Linked DNA regions of Homo sapiens: region 1 is linked to region 2. Evidence: chromatin loops called from intact Hi-C (ENCODE). Cell type or tissue: CD4-positive, alpha-beta T cell. All regions are shown on one strand. Links, peaks and the distances in the headings refer to the core of each region. The heading gives the core; the rest is flanking DNA. Region 1 has its middle 8.5 kb from the start of PFDN4. Region 2 overlaps TSHZ2 (teashirt zinc finger homeobox 2).

Evidence for each region. Hi-C counts contacts between places; a loop is a spot of excess contacts. Peaks named below come from ENCODE experiments on the same cell type or tissue, not always from the same donor. Only the 100,000 strongest peaks of a DNase experiment are listed, where the experiment ranks them.
Region 1: a loop joins it to region 2, with 5 times the contacts of the local background. A loop is called at or near these places in 3 of 110 quality-filtered maps.

Annotation. Positions count from the first base shown.
Region 1 is chr20:54,198,113-54,201,029 of GRCh38, reverse strand. No RefSeq gene overlaps it. Among named protein-coding and RNA genes, the nearest start is that of PFDN4, 8.5 kb to the left of the region's middle. In CD4-positive, alpha-beta T cell, for the core only: a CTCF peak has its summit at 1,208 (motif pointing right); a DNase peak (open chromatin) is centred at 1,199.
Region 2 is chr20:53,156,464-53,159,380 of GRCh38, reverse strand. All of the region lies in intron 1 of TSHZ2 (teashirt zinc finger homeobox 2), which reads right to left. Among named protein-coding and RNA genes, the nearest start is that of TSHZ2, 190 kb to the right of the region's middle. RefSeq lists a silencer at 1,842-1,961. In CD4-positive, alpha-beta T cell, for the core only: CTCF peaks have their summits at 945 and 1,145 (motif pointing left); a DNase peak (open chromatin) is centred at 1,150.

The DNA of each region.
Region 1 (2,917 bases), core at 222-2,721, 1.0 Mb before region 2:
CAGGGAGGAGAATCAACAATGACCATTTGGAAAGACTTTCCCTTATGCCAGGTTGAAAACTGGCCTCCCACTGACTGGATCCAGGCTATGTTTTCTTTGACCCATATGGTATTTTTCTTTAGTGGAACCAATATTTGAGATTTTTAGTTTTGCTTGAGCTGGTACAATCAGCATCCTGGTGACATTGCACCTGTGTTTCTGCCTGATGGGCAGCTGCTGGTGCTGCTTTGGCCTGGCACATTCGGCCAGCAGGCTCTCTCCTGGGCCTGGCAGACCCCCCCACTCACAGAGCGCACACAGGTACATGTAGGGCACCTGCCCATCCATGTGCTCACCTGTGAGGCCCTCCAGGTATATGAACTTGTAACTCCCAGCCTTCTGTTTTAACATACCTAAATGAGAGCATTTATGCGTGTGTTTGTTTGAAATTTCTACCATGCTAGGTGCTATTGCAAGCAGAAAAATAAAGCAGACAAGGTGCTTGGCATCATGAAGCTTATGGTTGGCAAACATATGACCAAAGTCACAGCACCAGAAGCTGCAACCCTGGGGCGAGTCCAGGGGAGAAAGAGCTTGAATCTTGCTGGAGTGGTCCCTGAGGACTGTGGAATCAGTGGGATGTTGCTTGGACCAAGAAGGGCAGGTGCTCAGCATTGAGGGCATAACACTGAAAAAACAGACAAAACTCTTTGTCCTCATGTAGCTTACATTCTATTGATAGGAAAAAGATCATAACCAAAACATATAAGTAAATTATACAGTATGTTAGAAAGTTTTATTAGTATAAATGCTATTAATCGCTCCAACAAGAACTCATAAAATTATAATAAAAGACTGTGTGACTACCATCAGGAACACTCCGTGAGGAAGATATAAGGACAGAAATGGTCAGTATATTGACTGGAAAATGAAGAGAAAAAAAAAACCTGTTTGAATTGGTATGTAAGCTACAAAATTGTCCAGACATGTCCCAGTTTAATTTAGATTTTGTCACAAAGCGAGAATGAGGTTATCACATCATTTCCTGGCAGTACGCACCTGGGTGCCCTCCAAAACCTGCAACACCTGCTCCAGGCTCCTGGTTCTAAGATTTAAAAAGGAAACCTTGATCAGATTCCTCTTCCATGCTGGCCATGAGGAGTGAGAGGCAAGAAGGAGCAAATCCCCAGGATCACGCAGCAATTTGGTTTGGCGCCTGCAGAGGGCACCCGAGGAACATGACAGTGTTCCCCAGACTTAAATCATTCAAATCCACCTTCCGAATATTTTGCACTTCTTTTGAATCTTACTGTGCTGGGTAATGTTAAGTACTGTCAGTTTGTATTTAGCTAAACAATTTTGCAAATGGTTTTTCCATAACGCTGTTTGAAATGTTTCATTGTTTTCCCATTGCACTTAAATTTCTTACCAGGGCCTAGCCTCCCTCCCTGACCTTGTTTTGGACCATCTTTCCCCTCACTCACTGTGCTTCACCCTCTTGGGCCTCCATTCTGTGAATGCTACACGCTCCCTCCTGCCTCAGGGCCTTTGCACTTGCTTTTCCTGCTGCCTATGATGCCTTTCTCCTATTGTTCAGCCAGCTGCATTCTACCGTCTGCCTATCCTTAAGACTCAGCGTCTATGTTACTCCCATCAAGGAAGCTGCTATGATTTGAATGTGTCCTCCAGAGTTCGTAGTTGAAATTTAATGGCCAATGTGGTTTTACAATGAGGCGGGGGTCTTTAAGTCTGAGGACAGAGCCCTCAAGAATGGGATTGGGTCTCTTATAGAAGGGCTTGAGGGAACGAGTTTGTGTTGGTCCATTCTCCCACTGCTATAAAGAACTGCCCAACACTGGGTAATTTAGAAAGGAAAGAGGTTTAATTGACTCGCAGTTCCACATGGCTGGGGAGGCCTCAGGAACCTTACAATCATGGCGGGAGGTGAAGGGAAAGCAAGGCACCTTCTTAACAGGGCGGCAAGATCAAGAATAAATGCAGGAAGAACTACCAAACACAAAACCATCAGACCTCGTGAGAACTCACTCACTATCACGAAAACAGAGTAGGCGAAACCGCCCCCTTGATTCAATTATCTCCACCTGGTCTTTCCCTTGACACATGGAGATTATGGGGATTACAATTCAAGATGAGATTTTGGGTGAGGACACAGCCAAACCATATCAAGGTTCATTCTCTTCTGTTCTTCTACCATGTAAGGACATAGCATTCTGCCCTGCAGAGGACACAGCAACAAGTTGGCATCTTAGAAGGAGAGACTGGACCTCTCACCAGCCATTAAACCTACAGGTGCCTTGATCTTGGATTTTCCAGCCTCCAGAACTGTCAGGAATAAATCTCTATTGTTTATAAATTACCTAGACTCAGGACTTTAGTTGTAGCAGCATAGACTGACTAAGACACAAGCTTTCCTCAAACGCACCCATCTCCCAGACAAGAGCAGCATCCGCTGCCCCCTAAAGCAGCTTTCTACGCCTCCCTGGTATATTCCCTTTTGAATTCTGTGTCCCTGTTAAACTGAGAGCACCAAAGGAAACAGATCATGCCTGTTTTCTTCATCTCTGTTGTTGCGGCACCAACAGGAAAGTAGGTGCTTAACAAATGTTAACTAATGAATAAATCAATGCATGAATAAATAAGTGATAATGTATTTAGAGATTAATACAGTAATATATAATACAGCGTAAGCTGTTGAGGAATTCACTCCACTACAATGTACAAGAGTCCATAACTTATTGCATTCTTTTTGTTTTGTTTTGTTTTGTTTTTTGGCTAGGCCTAGTACTTACGCAAATTGTGATCATGTGGACTCATTGTTCGAGCAACACTCCTTTCTTCAGCAGATGGCACTGTGACCCCAAAATCTGGCATGTTATTTTTCTCTCTGCAACTCCTGAAGAATTGTCTACACGCTGCA
Region 2 (2,917 bases), core at 184-2,683:
AATACGTCAACAAATAAGAGTGGCTGTGTGCCAATAAAACTTTATTTCCAAAAACAGATGTTGGGCTGGACTTGGCCCATGAGCTGTACTTTGCTGACTCCACTATAGAGGATGAGGAAAAGACAAAAACACAGGCTCAGCCTGGCATTTAACTCTGGAAACTAGGGTGGTACATTCCCTGCCTTGCTTTATGAACTTTGGCACATCAATTGATCTCTCTGGGACTCAGTTTACTTAGGATTAAAATGAGATAATGGTCATAACAAAGCATGGTTGTGAGGGTAAGAGGCTGTCAAATAAATGAGCTGGAATTCGACAACCTTGTTTTGTACCTATCGTATTTGTTTTCATGTTTACTTTCTATCTGTCGTCAGTTCTGCTAATTTTCCCTGTATAGTTATGAAATAAAATTTCTTTTAAAAATAAATGTAATGAAGGAAAAGAGGGAGAGTCAATGTAAAGAATGTTTTAAGGTTTAAAGAAAGATTGTTGTGGCTTTTGTGTGCAAAGTGGGCAGGTGAGGCAAAGACCAGCCAGGGAGGCCATGGGAGAAACTACTACAGGAAGTCTGGGTGTGCACCCATGGTGGCCTGGAACAGGCGGTGGTGATGAAGGAGGGATTTAGCTTGTCCCTCCATGGTTGGGGAGGGGGTGGTCCTTGAGGGCCACGACATTATCACAGCTGGAGCGTTCCAGGGCCCGACACTCTGACAGGCAATGAGGCAGGGTCTTGGAAATGGATGTTGATAGAGTAAAAACAGGAGCCACTTTCTGGGGATATTGAGATCATCTCATTTAAAGGACACGCCACTTACTCTGTCCTTCTTAGTGTCCTGTTCTCCCACTGATAGGCTCAAACTTCAAAAATTAACCCACAATCCAACCATTTCTCACAACCTCCACCACTATCAGCCCACCACTATCAGCCCAGCCACAGCCACTACCGACTGCCACAGCCCTGTCCTGCCTGCCTGCTCCCAGCTCACCCCCACCACGGTCCATCCACCGGTGTGCAGTCAACCTGCTCACAGGTAAGTCAGATGATGCTTTTCTCCTGCCCCAAACCTTCTAGCCTCATCCATTACTCTTCCAGTGAAATCCAAAGTCCTTATGAAGTCCCATAGGTTCTGCACAGTCTGCCCCCTGGTGGCCTCTTCCACTTTTGCCTTCCTCATTCGGCTCCAGACATCCGGGTCTCCTTGCTGTCTCTAAAGCCCATGGTGACTTCCGGGTCTTGGCTGTTTTCTTCCACCTGGGACACTGTTCCCTCCACGGCCCCACAGCTTCCTTCCTCACTTCATTCAGATCTTGTTCAAATATCGCCTCCTCAAATGAGATCTTCCTTGACTAATCCACCCAAGGCAGCAGCAATTCACAATCCCCCACTCAAATTTCTCAGTTTCTCTCTGTATGACAGTGTTCACTACCTGAAATTCATTGGTTTGTGGCTGTGACTGCCCACCACTCTTTCCCTTTAGAGTATAACCTTCTTGAGGTCAGGAACCTTTACTACTCTTTATTGCGACCCCCAAATGCCTAGGAAACATAAAGTAGGTATTTAATGTATGTGAGTTGAATAAATAAATAAATACATGAAGAACACTCAAGGAACCATCCATTCATCTCTCCCTCTCTCTAAAAGCAGAAGTAAATCAGTTTCATTATCAAATAGAGTAAATATGTTGAGATGCATTACTATACATAACACTAGTTTCACTTGGTGTTAACCAAACAACTTTATCTAGTGCTTCCTATAGCAAAGCAGAAATTTTCATGATGAGAATACTTTCTTTAAAAATACCAATTCGGGGCGTGGCATGGTAGTGCGCACCTGTAGTCTTAGTTACTCAGAAGGCTAAAGCATGAGGATTGCTTGAGCCCAGGAGTTTCAGACTGCAGTGAGCTACAATCATGCCACTGCACTCCAGCCTGGACAACAGAGCAAGATCCTGTCTCTAAAAAAAAAAAAAAAAACCAACTCAATGTTGGAGGATAGAACAGGTTTGTTCAACAGAACATTAGTAAAATGAATTTATAGAGAGTTCCAGAAAACTGCCAAAGGAAGTAATTCTGTTCAAACCCACTGGAGACACTGATAAAAGGTAGAATCCTTAAACACAATCAGAGTGTTTTACGCCCATAAGGATCTAAGCTCTAAAAAAAATTGTTCCTAGAATTACTAAATTTCAAGCATAATTGAGAAATTAGCTTCTTTGCTCATAGAGGGTAAGATTCTAGCTGTACTGAAAATTGAGTAGAGGTAGATGTTTGGAGGAGTTTCAAAGGGCAGATACGAAAGCAGGACTTGCAGTTTTCACACATGCAGTAATAAAGCTTGCATGTGATGCCAGGAGTCACAGGTAATTAGATGGCACAAGCAGCTGAAAGGTCTAATGTTTCTCTGCTTAATAAAGCTCTGCACCTTCTTGCTTAACTTCTCTTAGGCAGATAGAAGTCGTGAGATGGTATCTGTCCCCAGAGATAGAGATGACACTCAGGTCATTTCAACAGCTCTTATTTCCCCCTACCTACAGAAACGTTATCTTATAATCTTTGACTGCCTTTAGAATATAACCTATTGGGGAAATGAAGTAGGCCAGAAAAAAAATTAAGAAAAAGTATTAATTCAGCACAGTGTAGAAATCACGACATTTGGTCTTTCATCCTGAAATGTAGGACAAACTTGAGCAATTCTTTTCTTTCTGGGCTACACAAGCCTCAGTCGTCTCTGAATCATGGGAGTTTGCCCTTCATGATGAGATCTGGGTTTTAGTCCTGACATTTGCTGGATGGGTAACCTTGGGAAAATCACTGAACTGGTTTGAGCTTCTTCTTAGGTTAAAGAGTGATAAGCTTTGCTCTGCTTGTTTCACAAGGTCATTATGAGGTTTAAGTGAGATGGTGCATACAAAAGTGC